3 separate regions of the Homo sapiens genome follow, and all the other regions are linked to region 2. Evidence: chromatin loops called from intact Hi-C (ENCODE). Cell type or tissue: endothelial cell of umbilical vein. All regions are shown on one strand.

What was found. A loop is a pair of places that touch in the nucleus more often than their neighbours do. Peaks named below come from ENCODE experiments on the same cell type or tissue, not always from the same donor. Only the 100,000 strongest peaks of a DNase experiment are listed, where the experiment ranks them.
Region 1: it touches region 2 in a loop (4-fold over the local background); 9 of 110 quality-filtered maps call a loop at or near these places.
Region 3: a loop joins it to region 2, with 6 times the contacts of the local background. A loop is called at or near these places in 16 of 110 quality-filtered maps.

The regions. Positions count from the first base shown.
Region 1 is chr5:154,386,234-154,394,233 of GRCh38, reverse strand. It overlaps GALNT10 (polypeptide N-acetylgalactosaminyltransferase 10), which reads right to left. Exons shown (of 12, transcript NM_198321.4): 7 at 7,804-7,921. It overlaps SAP30L-AS1 (SAP30L and GALNT10 antisense RNA 1), which reads left to right. Exons shown (of 3, transcript NR_037897.1): 3 at 1,220-4,465. Among named protein-coding and RNA genes, the nearest start is that of MIR1294, 43 kb to the right of the region's middle. In endothelial cell of umbilical vein, no CTCF peak of the experiment used is centred here; a DNase peak (open chromatin) is centred at 3,983; H3K27ac peaks cover 1,129 bases.
Region 2 is chr5:154,283,210-154,291,209 of GRCh38, reverse strand. All of the region lies in intron 1 of GALNT10 (polypeptide N-acetylgalactosaminyltransferase 10), which reads right to left. Among named protein-coding and RNA genes, the nearest start is that of MIR1294, 60 kb to the left of the region's middle. RefSeq lists a silencer at 5,227-5,521. In endothelial cell of umbilical vein, no CTCF peak of the experiment used is centred here; DNase peaks (open chromatin) are centred at 2,269, 2,979, 3,899, 4,379 and 1 weaker place; H3K4me3 peaks cover 212 bases; H3K27ac peaks cover 4,099 bases.
Region 3 is chr5:154,363,526-154,371,525 of GRCh38, reverse strand. All of the region lies in intron 4 of GALNT10 (polypeptide N-acetylgalactosaminyltransferase 10), which reads right to left. Among named protein-coding and RNA genes, the nearest start is that of MIR1294, 20 kb to the right of the region's middle. RefSeq lists an enhancer at 828-1,486. In endothelial cell of umbilical vein, no CTCF peak of the experiment used is centred here; DNase peaks (open chromatin) are centred at 3,245, 4,935 and 5,445; H3K27ac peaks cover 4,388 bases.

The sequences.
Region 1 (8,000 bases), 100 kb before region 2:
TCTTCATTCCTCTACCCAGAGAATGGGTTTTCCTCTCAGAACAAGCTCAAAGACCTTCCTGACTTCTGCAGGGGAGGGTGTCCTCCCTCTCGTCCCCTCACATGGCTTTCTATCACTCCCTTGCTCCTGCAAGCCTGCCTCATGGAACCCTCAGACCAATCTCCATTTTGCCAAGGACGGTGGGGCCCACCTCTGCCTCTTGGAGCAGACCCTGCAGAGTTGCTCTTGGCGGCCTCAGGCCTTCCCTGGGAGTCTCTGCACTGCTGACTTGTGCAGAATCTCATCTCAGAGCTTGCAAATGGCCCCAACAATGTGCTGGAATGTATATGGATGGGGGTGGGCTGGAAGTGCTGAGAACCCAACATTTTCTTATTTTTTTTTTCTTTCCTTTGAGACAAGTTCTCACTCTATCACCCAGGCTGGAGTGCAGTGTCATGAACATGGCTTATTGCAGCCTTGACCTCCAGGCTAAAGGAATCCTCCTCCTACCTTAGCCTTCCAAGTAGCTGGGACTACAGGCACGCAGCACACCACCATGCCCAGCTAATTAAAAGAACTTTTTTTTAGAGATGAGGTCTCACTGTGTTGCCCAAAGCTGGTCTTGAACTTTTGGGCTCAAGCAATACTCCTGCCTCGACCTCCCAAAATGTGAGAATTACGGGCATGAGCCACTGTGCCTGGCCCCTTCTTCTTGTAACTTTTCCTGGTTACAGAAGTAATACGTACTTATGATGAACAAGTTCGATGTTGCAGACACACATTAGGTAGAAAGAGACGGCTGTACTTTGAAGACCTCCCACCCCCAAAGGCCACTAGGGATGAAGGGTTCATGGCACTGAGTCATTTTCAGAAGTGAGATGGGCTGGGCGCGGTGGCTCATACCTGTAATGCCAGCATGTTGGGAGCCCGAGGCAGGAAGACTGCTTGAGGCCAGGAGTTTGAGACCAGCCTGGGCAACATATGGAGACCCTGTCATTACAAAATATTAAAAAATTAGCCGGGAGTGGTGGTGTAGACCTGTAGTCCCAGCTATTTGGGAGGCTGAAGTGGGACAACTGCTCGAGCCCTGGGGTGTTGAAGCTGCAGTGAGCTCTGATCACGTCACTGCCCTCCAGCCTGGGCAACGGTGTGAGATCCTGTCTGAAAAAAAATGGGTTTTTTTTTTTTTTTTTTTTTGTGGAGACCTCCAATTTATTTTACGTAATATTTTCTTGTTTAGATATGCTCTAACTTATTTATCCCCAAAGGACGTGCATTTGGGTCATTTTCAATCTTCTGCTATGGTAAGTAACACTTCAGCAAATAAATCTTTGCTCATCACTGTCTCTCTTATATAAACTCCTGGGCATGGAATTTCAGGTCAAAGAATGTGCTTGCTCTGAAATGTAATGGATTTTGCCAAATTGCTATTCACAGAAGATATACCCACTTACACTGCCCCAAAGCCTACATTTTTCTCACTTTAGTTTGGTCACATTGTCCTGGTTGGATACTTTCTGTCTCCCGTATCTCATAGTTGGAGATATCCTAACCATGGCCTCCTGGGGACACTGTGCAGTTTCCTTTCTGCTCATCCTGCTGCCTCCCCCCCTAATCCAAACAACCCCTCATATCTGTGTATGTCAGAGGGCTGTCCACACAGCATCTCATTTGATCCTATCTTGTGGGGTAGGAAGGAAAACCGTATCAGCACAGTCTGGGGTATGAGGACCAGAGGTGAAACAACTGGCCCAGGGTCCTAGGATGGAAGGAGAGCCTCCTTGCTGAGCACTTTCCCACCATACACCATTGTCCAAAGATGGCCTCCTAAGTCTGGGAAGGGTAGTACCAAGGAGGTATATCAGTTGGAAGTGATGCCACTAACACACTAACACTTACTGAAAACACTGATGTGGGCCAGAGACTGGGGATATAGAGGTGGACAAAACCTCCTCCCTGCCTCCAGGGAGCATGCAGAGATGGGAGTGCAATGTGGGGTAGTTCCTAGGCAGCATGGGGAGCCATCTATATAAGCTGAGATTGGAAGGGTGAATGAGGGTTGGCCAGACTAAGGAATGGCATTTCAGGAGTGTACAGTGTGGGCCTGCAGAGAGGGGCTGGCCCGTAAGCCTGGTTCTTACATGCAGTCTTGTCTGGCTGGGTAAGGTAGACATCTACGGTTTGCTCTGCCCCACATCCATTCTCCCTTCTGGGCACAGCACCTGGACTTTCCTTTGGGTAACTAGCCCATCCCCACCTTCCTGCAGTCACAGGGCATGTGACTGCAGGTGACCAATTGCAGTATTGTTCAGGGATGGGCATGGGGCCAGCAGGCCAATGAGACTCAACCTGGGGACTTGTACAAGATGATGGGAAAAACACTCTCCTTCCATGGGCTGCTGAGGATCTCCATGAGAAAAAGCCCACCTGAGAGGGAAGCCAACTCAGATGAAATAGGGACTAGGCATTGAGAGAGACCTAGCCCGAGTGAGATGACTGAGTCCCTGCATCCAGCCCGGCCTTAGGGTCTACCCTGGAATTTCAGTTATGTGAGCCTATCAATTCTGGTTTTTGCTTAAATCAGATTGACTAAGGTTTTGGTTATCTGTAAGCAAGAATCCAGACTAATGCAATGGGATAAGAGGAAAAGGGGAAAGGAGAGAGCAGTAGGGCCAGCTCATGAACCTAGCTGGAGCTAGGCTATGGAGTTAAAGACTTGTCCAACCACTAGAACTAGGAAGATTCTGACTTCCACGTGAGAACTTTGCTCTGCTGAGAGAGACAGACAGAGAAGGAGGGAGGGAAAGGGAAAGTCAATGACTTTTCTAGAAATTTCAGAGCTGTTGGGACACTTTTTGGGGATTTTCTCATCAGGATAGAGAATCCGGTCTGGAATCAGCCCTCAGCCCTGAAGGTACGTGTTGATTGATCTTAATTTCTGAAAATACACTCATGCCTTTCAGACCAGGCTTCTCTCTGTCACCAAGAAAAGGGATCTTAGCAGAGATGAATCAGAGGGAATTCGGTCCTTCGTAAATGCCAGCTCTGGCTGAAAGAGAACACCTGCATTCCAGCAGGGCGCTGCCAGGGATGAATGGGCTCACCTGTTCCCCTCAGCCCTGCAGGCAGTCTTTCCACAGGGTCCTGGGAGACAGTGCACTGGCAGATGGGCTGTTGCTGGCTCCAGAAACTCTCCTTTTCCAAGCCAGGAGAGAGAAAGCCCAGGGAGAAAAGTCTCCCTTCCGGACCTCAGGAGCCTCCTCATTACACTGTCTCATTTCCTCTGGAGAGTGACGGACATAATTGGATCAAATGGAAATGTAAGCCAGCCTCCTTCCCCCTCCCGGATGAGATACTTCCAATATGGCTTCATTACCAAGTCTATTGTAAATAACTGTGGAGAAAAATGCCATTTGTTCTGCCATAATTGCCTGATGAGCATCAGTAGATGGGTCTTTGAAACACATAGAATGAAATCATTTTGGGCTGGTTTAGAAATTCCTTTGTGCAAATCTTTCTCCATTCACTGTTCTCCATGGTGGGGGTTCTGAAGAGGGTCTTCTAGAGCAAGGAGCCAGTTAGGAGCTTGGAGGCTGATTCTGGCCAGGGACACACTTACTTGGAGTATTCAGCCAATATTTGTTAACTGCTGTCAACTAAAGAAAAAAAACGAAGCTTTTAAAGAATTAAAGTTAGTTTTATTTAGAAGTCTTCTTGAGGATTATAGACCAAGGCCTGTAGCCTGGGAGGAGGCTTTTAGAAAGGTTCTCTCAGACTCCTCCAACGTAGTATTTTAGTTTATACATAGGTGGTGAAGATTTAGTATGTGAAAAATTACATCAAGGTTTGGGTGTTAGAGTACATCTGGTTATAGATTACAGAAACATAGTCACTATTCTTGTCGGGTGTTATTTTATGAGTAGAGAAAGGCGAGGACTAGGGTCATTTATCTTTGATGGAATTAGTGACTCAGGCGAGAGACATGGGGGGCCATGCGTTCTATCCTGTTTTGCCTTTAAAACATTTTTCCAGAGAGCTGCACAGTGTCCCGGAGTCAGGGGCTTTGTGAAATTCTCCCAGCAAAGGGAAATGGGCAAACACGGCCTCTTACATTTGCCACTTTGTTTCACGAAGTTTTTGGTCATAAATTGTTTGGTTGTGTTGGTAAGAATTAATGTTGATTGCCATCTGTAGTTAGAAGGGCTCTTGTTTAGGAAGGTTGGTAATTTTTAGTTGTAGTTGTATCAGACCTAGTGTGTTTTTTAGCCTTTTCTTGGAAAATATGTTTTGGACTGAGTTTAGTTCTCATTAGTAGGATGCAGGGGGTTTTTGATGGTGTCTTTTTTTTGTATTTAATACAATATTTTAATAGGATTATTATGAGGATATTATAGATTCTATACAGTAATACAGACTTCATAGTAATAAAGTCTGTTGTAGACTGGAAAAAATATGATATTTAATAAAATTGGAATATATATTTGTATACTTTTAATTGTATTATTTTTTATACTTATATTTATTGGAGTCTTTTTTATGAAAAGCAATGTTGGACTAGAATTTATTGTAAATGCCTTTATAGAAGAATTTAGAATAATAATTCTAAATAAGTGAGAAAAATAGAATAATCCCAGTTAAAATTTGATAAAGGTTTTTGATTTTTTTTTTTTTTTGACATGGAGTCTCGCTTTGTCGCCCAGATTAGAGTGCAGTGGCACGATCTCGGCTCACTGCAACCTCTGCCTCCCAGCTTCAAGCAATTCTCCTGTCTCCACCTCCTGAGTAGCTGGAATTACAGGCATGTACCACCACGCCTGGCTAATTTTTGTATTTTTAGTAAAGATGGGGTTTCACAATGTTGGCCAGGCTGGTCTTGAATTTAGTTATTTTATTATATGTAGTATTTTAACATGATAACCAGAATTATGGCTGACAGTGTTATATCAGAACTACTAGACTTTTATACATTTTACATATTTTTAGAATATTTATAAGATATTTATATAAATATAATTTTAGAAAAGATTTAATACAATAATAAAAATTATGACTCATAAAAATTGGTCTCATAGTGTCTTTTCTGTGTTGGACCAGGCTTTAGGTACTTGGGATATGGCGGTGAGTGAAACACAAAAAGATCCCTCCCCCACTGACTACTCTTTGCTGATAAGCTTGGAAGCAGCCTCAGAATGCATATCAACACCCACCTGGGGCAGCCCCTACCAATGGATCAGAGTTGGCCTGGCAGGGAGTAGAAACCTATTTGCTGTGTCTCTCTCTCTGTCTCTCTCTCTCCCTTTCCCCCTCCCTCTCTCCCTCCCCACTCCTTCTCTCTCTCTCTTTCTTTCCTTCTTTTTTTTTTTTTTTTTAATGAGATGGGGTCGTGTTGTGTTGTCCAGGCTGGTCTCAAACTCCTAGGCTCAAGAGATCCTCCCATCTCGGCCACCATTCCTGGCCCTATTTGCCACTTCCGACTTAGATTGTTATTAATTCCATTAACTAAGAAATTGCAGAATATCCAAGTAAACTAGGAATAATACCAGAAGAGGCAAAAAAAAAAAAAAAATCCCAGAAAGGGTGAGGCAGAGGTCCATAAAACATGGCAGGTTTTCAGAACAGTCTGGGTATGATTTAAACAACAACAAAAATAGCAGGTCAGAGCGTGGGCTTTGGAGTCAAGCAGACCTGCGTTTGGGCCCCAGTTCTGCTTCTTCCGGCTGTGCGAGGCCTTGGTCTGAGCTTTGCTTGCCTTCCTGGTGAAACGGGTATAATAATGATACAACTCTCCTAAGGTTGTTGTGAGGATTAAACAAGTCAGCATGTATGAAGGGCTTGGCACACTGTCCTGTTAGCTATGATCAGGACCGAACTTCACTTGTTACACGCTGGAGTGGATGCACCATTGTTTATAGCTGGTATCTGTTCTGACTGGATGTGCTTGTGTTATCACAGTTGTTACATATTTTGAACATTACCCTTATGTGAATATTAATTTTATTTAGGGGGCTGGTCTCCTTATGGGAGACAACTTCAGAACTCTGGTGGTTAAAATAGATATAAACTGGCCAGGCACAGTGGCTCACACCTGTAATCCCAGCACTTTGAAAGGCCGAGGTGGGTGGATCACCTGAGGTCAGGGGGTCAAGACCAGCCTGGTCAACATGTCGAAACCCTATCTCTACATTAGCTGGGCGTGGTGGTGGGCGCCTGTAGTCCCAGCTACTCAGGAGGCTGAGGCAGGAGAATCACTTGAACCCAGGAGGTGGAGGCTGCAGTGAGCCAAGATCGCACTACTGCACTCCAGCCTGGGCAGCAGAGTGAAACTCCATCTCAAAAAAAAAAAAACAAAAGAAAAGAAAAGAAAAAAAAAGGATATAAACTGCTTTTCAAACCTAAATAACATCAAAAGAATTGTAGGTTTTTTTTTTTTTTGGGCTAATCAAGAATTTATGTTCTCCAGTTCTGAACTACTCAACCACTGTTGCAGATAATAATATTAATGTATTGATAATAATCTTTAGGATAATTTATTAAGAAGCACCTAATAAGCATGGTCTCACTTAATCCTCTCAACAACTCTGTGAGGATTAACGTTTCATTAAACCCACTTTATGGAAGTAGAAACCAAGGCTCAGTGAGGTGAGGATTCCTTGCCCAAGATCACACAGCTGGCAGGACACGGCAGAGCTAGGATCTGATCGTGGCACTCTGGCACCAATACCAAAGCCTTAATTCACTGTGCCTGACAATGGTCCTTTGCACTGAAAGTTGAGGCCCGATGAGGGGGCATCAGAGTTGTGTGTTCACAGGGGTCAGATCAGTAATGGTGCTATCTGTCCCTTGTGGGCTGGGGATATGCCTTAGCCAGGGGTCTAAGCTGTTAGAAGCTGACTCTGACAGGCCACAAGGGCATGGGACAAGCTAACCCTCCCCTCAGAAGGTCCAAGCTTTCACTTGAGAACAAGACAGACTCCCACAAATAAAGTGGAGAATGTAGCCTTGGAAGTTTGGGTGCTTAATTAGTTATTAGTTAACTAGTAACTCCTTTACCACTACTGTCAGAAAGCTTCCAGAGTCCATAGGCTGGTCAAGTAGGTTACAGTAAATATTTACTCACCGAAACTTTAACAATTTCTACCAATTATTAATTGCTGGTCATGTTCCCAGGTTGTATGCTAAGCACTTTCTAGACATGATCTCATTTAATCTTCACGATAGCTCTGTAAGCTAGGTAGTATTATTATTCCCTTATTTCAGATGAGGAAAGAAAGCTCGGGGGGGTGATCTAACTTGCCCAAAGTCAGATAGCTCCTGATGATGGAGCTGGGATCTGAATCCAGGCCTTTGTAACTTTACAACTGGAGCTTATGCTCACTGGTCTTTGTCAAACTCCTAGAGCAACAGGTACAAAGGGAAAACTTGGGGTGACTGAGAGGACTCCTCTAGGCCTACGTATCCTGTTTGGCCTTCCTAGCTTCTCTGGCCCACTGCTTATTTGCTGGACATCTCAATCTCAGACCTGCCATCTGAGTAGAAGCAAGACCTTATTCCAACATCTTAAGAAGACACAAGGCAAATGCCAGTCAGAGCTGTGGTGAGGACCAGCCTTTGGCAGCTGGAGAGTACTCCCCTTCCCTCCCACACCCCCCCACCCCACAACAAAGAGTGGCCCATGAGCCCCTGTCTTCTTCACCTGATGGGCAGAAGGGCTACAGAACCCTGAGGCCTCCAGTCTTTCCAAGCTCAGGCAGAAGCTGAGACACCTACTGGGACAGGCACTCAGGAGGCTGTGCCAAGAACGGGGCGTCTGGAGAGCTGGCTCACCTTGAAGGAGATTTCATACTGCTCCCCTCCCCAGATCTCCAAGCCTGGGTCATACCCGCCGAGTTCCCAGAACCACTTCCGATCCACGGCGAACAGTCCACCGGCCATCACGGGAGACCTGTCAGAGAAGAAGAACATGGTGTGAAGGTGCAGATGTCCTGGCCACATGCTCTCATGTGGCCCGATAATGCCATTCC
Region 2 (8,000 bases):
TGTTTTGACCTCACAGAAGTAAACCCCTAGAATCATGTTCTCAAAATGAAACACTGGATTGCTGAACTGATGGCATTGAGAATTAAGGCTCCAAAATCCTGGGAGTTTCATACCTAACTCCACTGCCTTTGCCTTATGATGCACACTGCTCCCTCTATCCCTCCCTCCCAGGGTCTGCAGAGATGAACTATGCTGTTTTAGGTCTCATTGGTCCTTATACCTTCCCTAAACCAGGAGGACTTTGGAGCCTGCTGACACAGGGAGTTCTACATGTCTAAGCACGCAGCTGCTAGAGTCCTCAGCCATCTGAGCTAAATAGCTGCTCAGAGACAATTAGTACACCTCCGCTCATCTTACAGATAAAGGAACTGAAGTCCAAACAAGCCAAGCTACCCAACCAAGGCCTCACAGCAGGCAAGAGGATAAAAACCATGTCCTTTGACTCCCAGGTTAGTTTTTAGTGGGAAAGAACCCTTGAGTGTGACCTTGCATGAGCTACAGGAGTCACAGGTACCTCAATTTTCCCACCTGGAAAATGGAGACAGCACTACCTGCCCAAAGGTACTTTCAGATGAACGGAGACAATCACAAACAGTATAGCCTGAGCGCTCTCCTAATTTACACATGGATTGAGGACACTGACTCCTTTAGGATTTTAAGAATCTACTGTAAATTGACATCTCACCAAATCATGTAGATATAAAACTCAAATTTTATTGTATAGGTTAAAAAGTATCCCAGTTATAGGTCTGGGCCTTCAGTAGGGTGGAAAACTAGTTTCAGTCTTAAAATTATAGAGTTGGTCAGGTGTGGTGGCTTACGCCTGTAATCCCAATACTTTGGAAGGCTGAGGTGGGCGGATCACTTGAGGTCAGTTTGAGACCAGCCTGGCCAACATGGTGAAACCGTGTCTCTACTAAAAATACAAAAAAAAAAAAAAAAAAAAAAAAATTAGCTGAGTGTCATGGCACACACCTATAATCCCAGCTATTTGGGAGGCTGAGGCAGTAGAATCACTTGAACTCAGGAAGCAGAGGTTGTGGTGAGCCGCGATTGTGCAACTGCACTCCAGCCTGGGCAACAGAGTGAGACTCCGTCTCAAAAAAAAAAAAAAAAAATTACAGAGTACATGGAGCCTGAAGGGCCCTAAGAATCCTATCCAAAAACCTTAATGGAAATTGTGGTCAATTTCAGGTGGTTTAGGAGCCTCTGAGGACAATCCATGGAATTTCTAGAGATAGTGCAGATTAAGAAACCCCAGATCATCTAAACTATCACCAAATGTTTACTGACACCTACTCTGTACAAAGCAGTGTGTCAGGCACCAGGGATTCAGGTTTGACAGCACAGATACTGTGTAGGCCTAATGAGGTTTACAGAAAGATCAGTCTCTTTCAAAAGGTGGTTCTTGGAGAACCTGGGCCCTTATTATAGATGCAAATTCCTGGACTCACACCCTGAACCTACTAAGTAAAAATGTCTACAGATAGGAGCCCAGGAAGATACCTTTTTTAGAAAACACATTCTCCATGTGATTCTAATTCACAATAAAGTTGGAAGACCTTTGGTCTAAATCTAGCTGCCTCATTTTACAGATACGAAATCTGAGGCTAACAGAGTAGAATGGACTTGCCCTAAATCCTACAGCTTGTCAGCCCCAAGGACCAAACCAGAGCTTGCAGTTCTCTCCCTGGAATAGACTGTAAGCTTCTTGAAGGCAGGGGCATTACACCACTGCACTTTCCTAGGCCAATACCTGACTAATCTTAGGCCCTTGAAAAATACCAGCTGAATGAATGAATGAATGCTCATCAATGGGAAAGGTAGTCTAGTTTAATGACTTGGAACATTCTGGTTCCAGAGTTAGGAAAACCTAGGTTTTACTTCCTGGGCAGGTGGAGCCCAATTTCCCTGACTGATAAATAGAGAAAACTAACAGAATAAGAGTATCTGTTGGGAGGATTAACTGAGCTAATCCGGGACAAAGTGTCCCAGTGTCTGGGACAAAGTTAGGTCCTCTCCTAGTAAAGGTGAGCAACTATGAATACATTATTTTTAGGGAAAGTTTATGAAAACACGGTATGTTCCAGTGTTTGTGATAACCATGTTTGGAGGAATAGGAGAGCGAACAGGAAACTAATAAGGAAAACTGTGGGTCCTGCAGAGGCAACCTATCTACCACCTGATTCAATTCAACTGGCTCTTGCTGATAACAGGATTTAGAATTTCCTCATTAACAGGATGTCATATGCCCACATCGAAACACAGTGTTCTTCAAGGAAAGAAAAAAGTCTTAGTTAATAGTGGCATTCTACAATAGAAACAAATGCCACAAGACCATTAACAACAGAAAAGGCAGGAACATTGCTTCTCAAAAGACAGCAATTATGCAATAGCAATCACTTAATATTATGTAAAAGATCACGTCTGGATTTTTCAATCCAGAGGTAATTTTAAGTTTCTTTAATTCTGTAAGCTCAAAGATTTGTCTACAAAAGCTGTAATTATTTTCCTTCAACAACCATCTTTTGCTACTTTGCTTTCTCTTGGTTTCCAGATGTCCTTCTGCTACAGGAAGCAAAGGGGTTAGGAAGGAACATGGCAAGAAGTGAGGGAGAGTGTGTGGAGGAGACTGGCAGAATCAATGTGGAAATCACATTAAATAATAAATTGGCAATGGATTTTGACTGGCTGCTCTAAATAACTGCTTCTGGTATCTGCATGCTTTTACTTAACATTCCACTAAAAGAATCGATTAGTGTTCAAACACACACACACACACACACACACACACACACACAAATGGAATTTTAATCTTTGTTTAATCACTATTTAGCAGGCCTGGCAGCCTTTGGAGGTAGGAAAGAATGGTGGTGAAGCAAGCCAACTACATTCTGCTCAAGAAGGAAGATTTGTTAAAGTGCATACTCTAATCCCAAGACTGCAGACTTGGCAAAGAGCATCTCTGGCTGAGCTGGCTAGTGTCTTCAAAACAAGGAAAGGGCTGTATGCGCTCAAACAGCAATGTTGGAAGGAAAGCTGAGCAGGTCATCTGCTTCATCCACAGTCTGAGGCTGTGTTAGAGACCAGGCTCTGCTGCAAATTTTAGGATGGCTCCCCTCCACCTTCCTCTCAAAGAACCCTACAAAGGCAATGAAATGATTTTGCTTTGAGGTTTAAATAACTATATCATTTCAAACATCTGTTTATCTACCAAGTAGATTAATAAACTTCTCTCTCTCTCTCTCTCACACACACACACATGCACACACATGCACACTCTCTCTCTCTCTCTCACACACACACACACACACACACAGCAAAGCAATTTCTTCAAGATTACCTTCAAAGAGGACCAGGTAGGGCTTAATTTAGCTCAAAGCATATAAAGTTTAAACAAGGGAGTTTGGACAATTAGATAAATGTACTTTCTTCATGAGTTTTGAGGACATAAGCTGGATTGTTTTTATTAATTCATTCATCCAAACAATGATTATTGAGGGCCTACTATGGCCAAAGACCTCTGGGAGAGACAAAGATGAACAAGGTAGTCCATGGCCTCCACAAACAGCTATGAGACAAGTATTTAAGGAAGGAAAACACACATACACACATACAAGCCTATAACATAGTGCCTTGAAAGCTGTACAGATAAATTCGATAGATATTTACAAAAGCCAAAAATTAAATTCTACCTGGGACGATCGGGGAAGAATTCCTGCAGAAGCAGAGTCTTTGACAGGAACCTGAGAGAAGGGGTAGGATTTTAACTGGTAGCAGTTGAGGGGTGGGGGTTGGGGGTGGAATCCAGCTAGAGGGAAAGTATGTGGAAAGAATGCGAGTTAGAAAGTGAAGGGCATATTTACTTAAGGGCAAGGAGCCTGATTTGGCTGGAGTGAGCAGGATGCAAAAGTGAGTCACGAGCAATAAGACCAGGAAGGAAGTCTGGACCAGAATTGGAGGGCCTTACATTTGAGCTGCTTGGCAGGTGGGCAGCCACAGTAAGCCTTTGAGCAAGGAACAGGCTGAAGTAGAACTCCAAGAATAAAATACGTTACTACCTTTCCACTTTCAATTAATCTCAGAATCCTCCTCCTCCCATGAGAAATGCAAGGAGAAAGATGATTTTGTTTTCATTCAGAGAAAATGTCCCCTTTTCATAGGCTGAGGATCATTCATTCTGGTACCCCACAGTCAGACTTAAGTGAGGCTGACCTAACCCTAGCACCTATTCAGTAGGCTGCTGTTTTGAGAAAACTTAACTTTCACTATAACCAGGACCAAGCTGTATGAGAAAACAATCAAACCTGAATGGCACTATTTATGAATGGAAGGAGGCATTACAACCCAGCAACCACGAGTCTATGTCTGCTGGGCCCACGTCAGGCAAGTCCTGCTGTTCCAATCAGCAATGGGGCTGTGTCTGTTGTCCCCACTCCAGTAACTCCATTGTCTCAACACCAGGATGCTGAAATCTGAAATCTGGCCCTTCTCTAAGAGGGGAAGGTCACTCACAGATAGGAGCCATTGTTTCAAAGGGCTGATCCTGTGTTTCCAAGGGCAGAACCATATCAACCCTCCAATTCCTTTGTTTGGTGTAGGTGGCTCTAGAAAAGGTCATTTGCTACGTAAGGCATGAAAGCTCATTAAAAGATTTTTTAAACAGCAGGGAGAAAAAAAAGCCAAGATACTTTGGAATGTCTGTTATCTAAAGGGCAAATAGAACCTTCAGTAGCTTTTCCCTTCCATTCTAAAAGAACAATTTCAACACTTTCTTCAGGATAAGTGCCCAAATGTTTTATCACTGGGAAAAAAAAAAAAAAACAAATCGACTCTGATCAATAATTTGATAATGTTCATCTGAGTCTCTTACCTATCAATCCATCTGTCCATCTGTCTGTCTGTCCATCTGTCCATCAACTTAAGTGTATGATGAACACAAGCACAAATCAAGCCTTGTGCTAGGTGCTGAGGATATACTGGTGAGGAAGACGGACGGGGTCCTACTCTCATAGAGCTTATAGAAGTATGTGTGGTGGTGGGGAAATGTAGACTTTCATCCGAAACTACAGGTAAATTAAAAAAGCTACAGTGGCAGGCCATAAAAGAGGGGTACATGGTACAAAGATAGTCCCTTTCTTTCAGATCAGACTGGGGGGATCTGATCCAGCCTGCAAGGTTTTCTTGAGAAAATTGGATTACAGGTTAACTCAGTAGAAAGAGGAGTACACAGCATTCCAGACAGAGGGAAAAGTAAAGATATGCAAAGATTCTGTGGCTGAGCAAACATGAATCATAGGAGGGCCTGGAAGAGCAGTGTGTGTGGTGCACAGAGAAGCAGGGAAAGTCTGGTAGGAATGAGAGGTGGACAGGGGTGAGGATTCTGTCTTTCCTCCAGGAGCATTTAGAAATACAAGTGTTTTCTATAAGGAGGTGATAAGATCAGGTTGCATTTGGAAAGCTCTCTTGTAGCCAAGTGGAAAAGGGATTAGGAGGCCAAGAGGAGGGGTGGAGGCTGGGAAGGAGGCTATCACAGTGGTGCAGGCAGAGATGATGTTAGCTTATGCTGGGAAGGCAGAAGTAGGGGTGGGCACACACAGATTTTTTTTAAAAATAGGGTTACTAGGGTCCTGTGGGTTTGAGTCAAGAAATAGAGCCTGAGAACTTGGACAGTCAGGTGAGAAGTTCATCTGTAAGAGCTGGATATCAATAGTCCCACAGATGCAGGTGAAACCCACCTGGGACCTGAGCCCAGCTCTCCCCTCACCTAGCCTGGTGTCTGTGTCATCACATGTTACTTTTAAGTTTCAATACTGTCCATAGAAAGCAAGTCAGGAGATCAGACCTAATGAGATAGGATTTTATGTCTATTTCACCTTCAAGAATTCAGTGACACATAGTCAAGAAAGAAGAGAGAAATCCTACAAGGGTGGTGGTGAGCCTCCCGTGCTCATGCAGAGTGTGCCTTTGCCCTCACAGTGTCCCTGGAGGCCCCAGTTCTCTCTGGCCCCTGGAAGTGTGAGCGCTCTGTGCTGGGGGAGCCTACTCTAGGAAGATAAGTATTTTCATTACCTCAGAAGGCACTGTGATTACTTCAACCAAAGAAACAGTTATCACTGGTGTTCAAGCTGGATTTAAAACTGCCCACACTGGACTTTTGAGAGGTGGTGTGTCTTCATATTCCATGAGCGATTGTCAAGGGTGATTCTGATTTTGTGTTATTTTCACCTTAAGTGGTGGGTTTATTATAGCCTAACTCTTTCATGAGATTAGACTTGACTATATTATTATCGTCATTATATCCACTTTGTAGATGACAAAACTGAGGCTTGGAGAGAAAATCGATATGAAAGCGTTTTGCAAACTGCCAACCACCACATGAGTGTAATCATCACAGCTAATAGCACCTACCACATGTACCTGCCCATTCCTTCCCAAACTCAGTATCTAGAAAGGCTGCAGGAACATAGCCCTCAAATATGGAAAACGTGCTGAGATGAATCATACTTCTGTACCAAGAGGGCAATTCACAAGAGGTTTTGAAAATCTCAGTCTAGCTGATGTGTGATCAATCACAGGAAAGCCCCTAGAAAGTGCTCTTCTTAGAGGCTTGACGGGCTGGGCAGGAGCAAGGGCTGCAATATTGCTCTGCACAGCAGCTGTGGATGGGTAAAAAGAAAAAAAGGAACTGGAAAGCTCATCAGAAGGCAAGTTCCTACTTTTCAGAGAGAGACTAAAAAATGACTGCAAACACATCCTATTAATCTCCTAGCTGGGTAAGTAGGGTTGAGCCACGCAGTAATAAAGTACTTGCTCTAATAATAGTAATAATTATAATCATAATCCCCTACATTCTGAAGACAGCAGACCAAAGTGAAGAAGACCATCTGCTTTGGCATCAGAAATGCCTAGGCTTGTGCCACAGTTCTGTTTATTAGCTCTGTGATCTTGGGCAAGTTACGCTATTTTCACAAGCCTTGGTTTCCCAACTGTAAAATGGGGGAAATTAATAGTACCTAGCATAAAGGTTATTATGAGGATTAAATGAGATGCAGCAAGTATAGCTCTTAGCAGTGTTTGGTATCTAGAAAGCACTAGCAATGCTAGCTACCATTATTAGTTACTATTTGGTAGTATTTTATAATTTACAAAGCATTTTTATATTTATGTCCCATTCCTTCCTCTCAGTTGCACCAGGGTAAAAGCAGACATCACCAACCTATTGTAATATCCTTCCTTGTGGATCCCAGACTTTGAGAATCTTTCTCAACACTGTGCTCCAAGCAGCGCTTACCCATCAGCTGGCATTGGTCAGGGGACAGGACCCATCTGCCACAGCTGCCTTAAGCTGGAAGAGTGAATTTCCAAGTACACCTGGTAGACAATGACCCACTGGTTGATTTCCACAATCTTGGCTCTTTGGGCTGGCTGGCTGCTCACTGCTTGCAAAGGTCCCCCAAGAGGGGGAGAGGGGTAGGGGCATGGGGAAGCAACATGTGACTGATGGTAGTCCCCTCCTCTTTGGACTCCTTCCTGGCCCAGGAGGAAAGTCTCTGCCTGGACAATGATGTTGGCCTCCTCCATCTCCCATCTTGGAAACTGAGAACTCTCTGAACTCTTCTTCTTTGTTTCTCTTAGGGTGGAGGCCACAAAAGGCTCTGAATCTCCTGGGCAGCACCCAGCCCCTTACCTATCCCACCTCACTCTCACTCTGTCACTCTGGTATTCTTGTTTTTATTTATTTATTTTTTTTAAGAGATAGGATCTTGCTCTGCTGCCCAGGCTGGCTTGCAGTAGCATGATGATAGCTCACTGCAGCTCCAGCCTTGACCTCCTGGGCTCAAGCAATCCTCCTGCCTCAGCCTCCCAAGAAACTAAGACTACAGGTACATGCACCACCACACCTGGCTTTTTTTTTTTTTTTTTTTTTTACAGACGAGGTCTTATTATGTTGCCCAGGTTGGTCTCAACCTCCTGGCCTTAGGTGATCGTCCCACCTG
Region 3 (8,000 bases), 80 kb before region 2:
GGGGCCTCTGGCTCTCTTGATTCCTGTCTTAAAGTGGAGCCTCTCCCTCCTGTCTGGTCTGAAGGGTTCTTAGGACTCTGATGATGGTTCTACCGGGTGGACTGTGGCATAAGGAGGAGTTGTTGTGGCTTGAATCATGTCCCCCAAAAAGACATATTGAAGTCCTAACCCCTGGTTGTTGTGAATGTGGCTTTATTTGGAAACAGGGTCTTTGCAGATGTAGTTATGTTAAGACGGGGTCATACTGGATTAGGGTGGGCACTCATCCAATGGCTGGTATATTTTTAAGAAGAGAGAAATCTGGACCCAGACACACAGAGAGGATACTGTGTGATGATGGAGGCAGAGACTGGAGTAGTGAGTCTATGAGCCAAGGAATGCCAAGGCTTGCCAGCAATACCAGAAGCTGGGAACAGGCATGGAATCCTCCCGAGGACTTCAGAGACAGCATGGCACTGATTTTGGACTTGGAGGCTCCAGAACTGTGAGAGAATGAACTTCTGTTTTAAGCCATCCAGTTTTTGGTTCTCTGTTACAGCAGCCCTAGGAAACTAAGATAGGAGCAGTAAGATTCTCACACACTGGCACTGTGACAGTGACATGGCAGGAATACAGCCTGCTGGCAGCCTCTGCTGAGCCTGGTCTGGAGCACTGCACTCCACGGCCTACTGCACTGGCTAGGGCTCGCCCCTCTGTAGTCTAGTCTGTTTGTAGCAGTTCGAGCAGTCTTTAAAAGCAGCAGTACATTGCATCTTGTCACTCTTCCACTCTCCTGCTTAAATTTAAACCCTTCAATGGCTTCCCCTGGCTCTTGGAAGAAAGGTCATATGGCAAGGTGTGCACAGTCAGTCTCTGTTCCCTCTTCAGCCTCGTCTTGCCCCCTCCCTCAACGATGCTCCCTCCCTTACTATCTTATTTCTGGTGTTCAAAGGCCCCAGGATGTCTCCTTCAGCCTCAGGTTCTCTGCCCGTGCTCGTCCTTCTACCTGGATTGGTTGACATCCCAAAGCCTCCATACAATTCCTCCCAGTTAACTCCTGCTCATCCTTCAGATCCCAGTGCCAATTCAACTCCTTACAAAGCCTTTCCTGATGTACCCAAACCACAGCAGGTTCCTAGGTCAGCCCCTTGCAAAGGCCTGGAACTCATCCTTCAAGGCACTCAGCTCAGATTACCCTGCATATTTATGGAATTCCTCACTGTCTCTTTCACTCAACCCTAAGCTTATGAGGGCAAGTTCTGTGAATGCTCCTCTCACCAGGGTGTCCTCGTGCCTAGCACCCAAGCCAGAGGCGTCTGCGAACCTTCATCTCATCTGATTTTCACAACCCTGTGAGGGAAGCAGGTCCCAGTTCAACACCTTCACTTCAAGACAAGGTCCAGAAAACATTTCTTGTCCAAGGCTACACAGCTAACAAGTTATGTGCTGAAGATAGGACTCAGATATAGTTTGCTTCGTTCAGGAATCTTCACTACTCTGTGTAATCAGATCAATTCCCAAGTGGAATATTTCAGAGTTTCAATCTCTGATGCCACTGAGCCTTGCAGAAACAGCACTGAGGAGCGCCAAAAGTAGAAGAGCTCTACTGTCCCATGCTCTGGCAGGACGCAGAGCATCTGGGAGAGCACCCCATGGAGCAGCCCAAGAGGGAAGAAGAGGAGGAGCAGCAGAAGGGAAGCAGGGAGGGGGCCACCAACCAGATGAGTCAGCAGCATCACCAGCATTGGTTCTCTGGCTGCTGGGGTGCTGCTAACCTTGCAGAGGCTTGGACTGGCTCTGGGACCTGTAGGTGTCCCGGGTCTTGTCAAATCTTGGCTCTGCTTGGCTTCTGCTCTTAAAGCACCATAGTTCATCTGTTTCCTGGGATAGACTTATTCACTTGTAAATCTTGGTGTGTCACAAGGTACTGGCAATCCATTTGGAGAGAGAGGAGGGTACACGTTAGTAAACAGCATCATCTTTTATCCTGTTTTGATACTCCGGTGTTTCCAACCAAAGGAAATGTTAAGATGAGGTGGGCCCTCACCTTTATCATCGTCAAGATTTGTCAGGTGCTTACCACGTGCCTAGGCCCTGTTGCTGTCTATCATACACATTGCTTCATTTCATTCTTTTTGGGGTTTTTTTTGTTTGTTTTTGAGACGAGGTCTCACTTTGTCACCCAGGCTGGAGTGTAGTGGTGCCATCTCAGCTCACTGCAGCCTCCGCTTCCTGGGTTCAAGTGATTCTCCTGCCTCAGCCTCCTGAGTAGCTGGGATTACAGACCTGCATCACCATGCCTGGCTAATTTTTGTATTTTTTGTAGAGATGGGGTTTCGCCACGTCGGCCAGGCTGGTCTCGAACTTCTGATCTGAAGTGATCCACCCACTTCGGCCTCCCAAAGTGCTGGGATTACAGGCATGAGCCACTGTACCTGGCCTCATTTCATTCTTGTGACAACTCTCTTAGTGACCACTCTCTTGTGACAACTTTCTTAGACAAAGAGAAAATGAGTCTCATAGAAGTTTTGTGTGAATCTGTTTTCAGACAGCTGGTAGGTGACAGCCAGGAATCATAGCAGGTATTTCTGATTCCAAAGCTGTTATTATTAACCATGCAACTACACCACCTCTCAATGCCCTCAGTCTCTCTATTCTGCCTGGCAAATACCAGTTTCCAACCCTAGTCCTCTAGGATGTCTAAGGCTTTCCCTTGCTTGAAAAACTTATAGACAGGTAAATATAAACAGCAGGAAAATTAAAAAGACAAGTTGAGAAGGAAAGCTATGTTTATATCAGGACGGGTTTTGGCAGGTGAAATGCACAGGCATTTAAGCATCATTTACTGTTTGGAAAAGGGAAACAGATCAGCCCTTCAGGAAAGACATACTTTTTCTGGCTCAGAGCCCCAGGAGGAATTTTAGAGAGTGGCAGAGCTGAAAGGAAGCTCAGAGTTCAGCTAGAGGACCTTTGTTTTCCTTTGACATGAGTCCGCTTGTAAGACAATTTCAGGCATAATGGACACTTTTGATGAGCAGCTTGGAAAGCCGGCCATTTCTTTTTTTTCCCTTCCTTTCCTCCTCCTCTTCTTTTTGATAACAGCTTTACTGAGATATAATTCACATATTATGCAATTCACCCATTTAAAGCATACAATTCAATATCAACCAGCCATTTCTTGCACCATTGAAAGCAGAGAGCCGACTGAACCTCAGCGAGAGCATCTCTGCTGAGGAGAATTCAGTCCAGTTTAATCAAGAAAGCATTTCCTGAGCTCCTGCTGTGCCAGGATCTATGCTGGGTACATTCCTTTCTGGTGATCTCACACAGTGGTTTTCAAAGTGTGAGTCCAGACCAGATGCATCAGCATTATTTGGGAATTTAGTAGAAATGTCCATTCTTAGGCCTCACCTTAAACCTACTGAAGCAGATGGGTGGGGCCCACTGAGCCGGATTTTAACAAGCCTTCCCTGTGATTCCTAGGCATGCTAAAGGTTTGAGGATCAGATCACTGGTGTGACATAATGCCGAAGGTGAGTTTAGAAAAATCAACCTAGGCCATCTTGATCATATTAGGAACTCTAAATGATCAAAACCAGAATCCCATGTTTCCTGCTAGAATAATAGAAAAATGAAGTTCTTCTTTTTGTTTTTTTTGAGACTGAGTCTCTCTCTTTTTTTTTTTTTTTGAGACGGAGTCTTGCTCTGTCACCCAGGCTGGAGTGCAGGGGCGCGATCTCGGCTCACTGCAACCTCCGCCTCCTGGGTTCATGCCATTCTCCTGCCTCAGCCTCCTGAGTAGCGGGGACTACAGGTGCCCGCCACCACTCCCAGCTAATTTTGTTTTTGTATTTTCAGTAGAGACGAGGTTTCAACATGTTAGCCAGGATGGTCTTGATCTCACGACCTCATGATCCGCCCACCTCGGCCTCCCAAAGTGCTGGGATTACAGGTGTGAGCCACTGTGCCTGGCCAAAACTGAAGTTCTTTAAGGAATCCAAGACTATTCTGCCCCCTACCCCAGCAAACCTGCGAGCGGGTGGGTGCTGGCTTGGGTGCCCTCCCATCCCTCCTCCTGTCTCTGAGCACAGCCCTCAGATTCACACTGGTCCCCACCTAGCCTGGCTGCTCTGTTTCCGTCCTCTCACCTTCAAGTGAGAAAAGGTCTGACAAATGAACACATATCCCAATAGGGCTCACAGCAAAGGTTCTCAAACCTCAGCCCCAAGAACCCCCAGGGAAACTGGTTTCCACACAGATGCTGAGGTAGTCTCACAGATTCTGATTCTACATGTCTGGGAACAGTGGCTTTCAAACCTTTGACTGTGACTCATAGAAAGAAATACATTTTACATCATGACCTGAAACAAATATATACAAAAGTATACACACACATATAACTGAAATACAAGGTGTGATTCACTGGGATACATTTATTTTTTTCTATTCTATCCTCTTGTATTCTATTTTTGTTAAAATCCTGGACATGATGACCCTGTAAACTGATTTTATGACCTTCCAATGAGTCTACTCCTACCATCTGAAAAACCCTGGCCTAGGGCACAGCCTGGAACCTATAATGTTAAAAGGTGGCCCACTTGATCCTGAGACAGGTGGTCCTCTGCCACGGCCCCTGACCCAAGGCTAGTACTCTGCATGACATACCATGGTTACTATTGCTATTGTTACTAGCCTTCTGAGAATGGACAACAATGTGCCCAGGGTTTTATACACAGGACTATCATTGCATTGCTTACCTCAATAGATCATTACCAGAATCATTTTCTGTTGACTTGAGATCTCTGAAGTACCAATAGGTGGAGGAAGAGGTTATTCCCAAATAGCCAATTTCCTTCTCCCAAAGACTCCAGAGGGCCTTTTTTAGTTGTCTTTCCTACCACCATAAGAGTTGCCAGGAAAAGGTGTGTATTGGAGCTTTTGGTATCTATGGGCCTATTGTCTCAGCAGCTGGAAAACATCAAGGACACAGCAGATCTGAGGGAATTGGACCTAACCCCCTTAGTCAAAGACCAACATAGCTCCAACATCCGGCTGACTCACTCACCCTCTAATTCAGGGGTTTTCTTTTTCTTTTTTAAAATTTTTATTTTTACCTCGTAGCTCCAGTTTAAAGGAAAATTCAGGGGTTTTCAACCTTCTCCAACTCAATGCCCCTTTATGAAACAGCTGTTTTATATGGCACCCTTTAATACCTTAAAATAAAATTAATATGTAGTATAACCTGCCTAACACCCATTTCCAAAAATTCTAATAATGTTCCAATTGTGATGTAAAGGAGAAATAATAAAATAATATGTGTTTCAACATAAATGCTTAGGCTGACTACAAGAAGACAGAGAAGAAGCCAAATGCTCACACTTGTAAGTGCCATATATTGGACTGCATATTATTTTACCTAACAGACAGGGCTGGCAACTCAAGTGCCCTAAGCAGCACTGCTGTTGATGACATGATTGTCTAAAACAGCAAACAACTGCTGGTGGAGTTCCAACCAAAACGAGTACTATCTGCTCTTGATATACATGCCTTCCTGGACAAGTCAGTGCAGTGGCAAGCATGGGAGGAGACAGCAAAGAGATGGAGACAATTCCTTTCACTAGAGTTCAGCTTGGAAAGAATAGTGTATTGCCTCTAGGTGGTTTTGGGTGGTAGCTGACAACAAGTGAAGAGGAGTTTGGGTGGAATGCTAATGGACATGTTCCATTAACAAAATAAATTTCTGGGGGGAAAATTTAGAAAAAAGGAGAGAGGAACCAGTAAGGCTGAGTGTGGTGTGGAAGGAAGGGTGAGAGGGCAGACAGTCCCCAGCGGTGTGGCCTAGGGGACTTTGGAGAGCAGGAATGTCTAGAGAGATTGCGAGTGGGCTGCTATAGAGTATGTGATGTAAAACCCCTACTCTGCCTCTTCCATCAAGTGCTCAGTTAAGTTTAAAGTCTTCCTTGATGATGGTTTGGTGCACGTGGGTTCTTTCAGGGGACTCTAGATTACTGCCCAAGATCAAACAGCTCATGTTGGCTTCTCTGGAATTCAAGTCTAAGTCAGTCTCTTTTCACCATCCCTTAACAATCAAGGCCTCCTGGACTGATTGCTTAGATTAACATGTTAAGTTTATTTCTCTGGCCTTTTTTCTGAAAATGAGTGGCTGGAATGACTTGCAACCTAAAGAAAGATTGTACACCTTCCCCAAATATTTGCTTTGAAACCACAGGCCCCCCTGTTCTTAGGTATCACGCTACAAATTAACCTACTCCTCGGGTGCAGGTATTTGGCCTGAACATGCCTTTGGTGATTTTAAGAATGAATTATTCTCCTTCTTCAAGCAGTCACATCCACCAGCCAGCTCCCAGAAATAGAAAGCACTTCATCACACAAATTAACTCCTCTCTCCTATTTTGCAGAAGATGAGTAATCTATTAAAAAAGAGATGCTATTATCTAAACAGGCAGCCCTGTCTGCACTTTTAATTTCAACTAAATGCCTTGGTCCCTTTTCAGCAGTGGGCAGGGCCATAAATCTGTTTAATAATCAGACGACGAATAAAAACACTCCAGAAACCACCCCTATCAAGTTAATTACAGCCTCCTCTGTTTTCTGAAAGTGACTCCCCACCAATCAGCTACAAATAAGAAGAGAAGACCAGGCCCTTTGGACTCAGCCCACTTCACTTTTTCACCCAGTTGGAGCCTATACAGGAGAGCAGATTCATGGGCAATTCCAGTTGTGGGCTTCTGGTAGCTGCTCTTAAATTATGTCAGGTTGTCAGGTGTCGGAGAGCAACATGTATTTCATTTAGGATGCCGGCTTCCATGACTATCGTTTAAGGTGTTATTAAAAAAGAAAAAAAAATCCTTCCACTTCAGCAACAGTGTTGGCCTGTCAGTTTCATATTTGTTAAAGGGCAAAAGTATTCTCCTGGGGGAAGTTTTCCTGCTCAGTGCACAGGAAGAGAAAACTGAACATATGTCGGAACTTTCCTTACGACCTCCTTCAACCACCACTGCCCCCTCCCCATGCAAAACACCCCAACCCAATCCAACACCAAATATTTTGAAACCTCCCATTCAGGGCCTCTTCCTTCTGCTTCTGCATTGGGATCTTCTGCCACTTACAGAAATGTCCCCTACCAGAGACTAATCTGATATGCACAGGTCTTCTGGTATCTAATCCCTCACCTCTCATCTCATTCACACTACCGGTGCTACAGCACAGGTCTACTGATGTCATATGGTGACAGTTCAGGCTTCTCAGGATGGCCAGAACCAACCTTTCCAGAACCATCTCTCATCTCAGCCCTGCCCCTGGTGCATTCTCTGCAGACACTGCTCGACTAATTTCCTTGCTTTCACTCTTTTACTCTTGCAAATCTGTCAGCTCAGAGCATCCTTGTCTGCTTCTCTGTCTCCAGGAATCCTATTCTATTCTTCTCCCCAGGCTCAGCGCAAAGTGCTCCTGAAGCATCATCTGCATGTTCTGATTTGGGACTTGTGTCGATCTGCTTGGCACAAGCTTCTTGAGGGCAGGACTCAGAGTGATTGATTTTCCTCACAGCACCTGGCATACTGTAGGGGCACACAGATGTTCGATCATAACTTAACATATTTTGCTTGTCATTTGCTGCTTTTATTTTATAAAATCCATATACCCAATGTGCTTCCAAAGACTCAACATGTCACCCAGGGGAAGATATAAAGCATGTTTGGGAGGCCTTGTCACTCAGGTACACTTGTGAGTCTCCAAACATAGGAGGTAGCGTCAGGAAGCAAATGCTATCATCTGGGCAGGATATTTATCAATAAAATGACCACTCATGAAGTTCCCACTCAAACCTCTCTCCCCACTTAACATCTCTGCCCGTCACATGCAAGTGTGTTTGTGGATGGTTGTGTTTCAGGTGTGCCCACCCTGTTAATATCACACATGCAGCAAATGCAAAGGCCCTGAGGCAGACTGGGCAGGACCTAAAGCAGTCACTGATTTTGTCATTGTTGTTAGATGTTTGG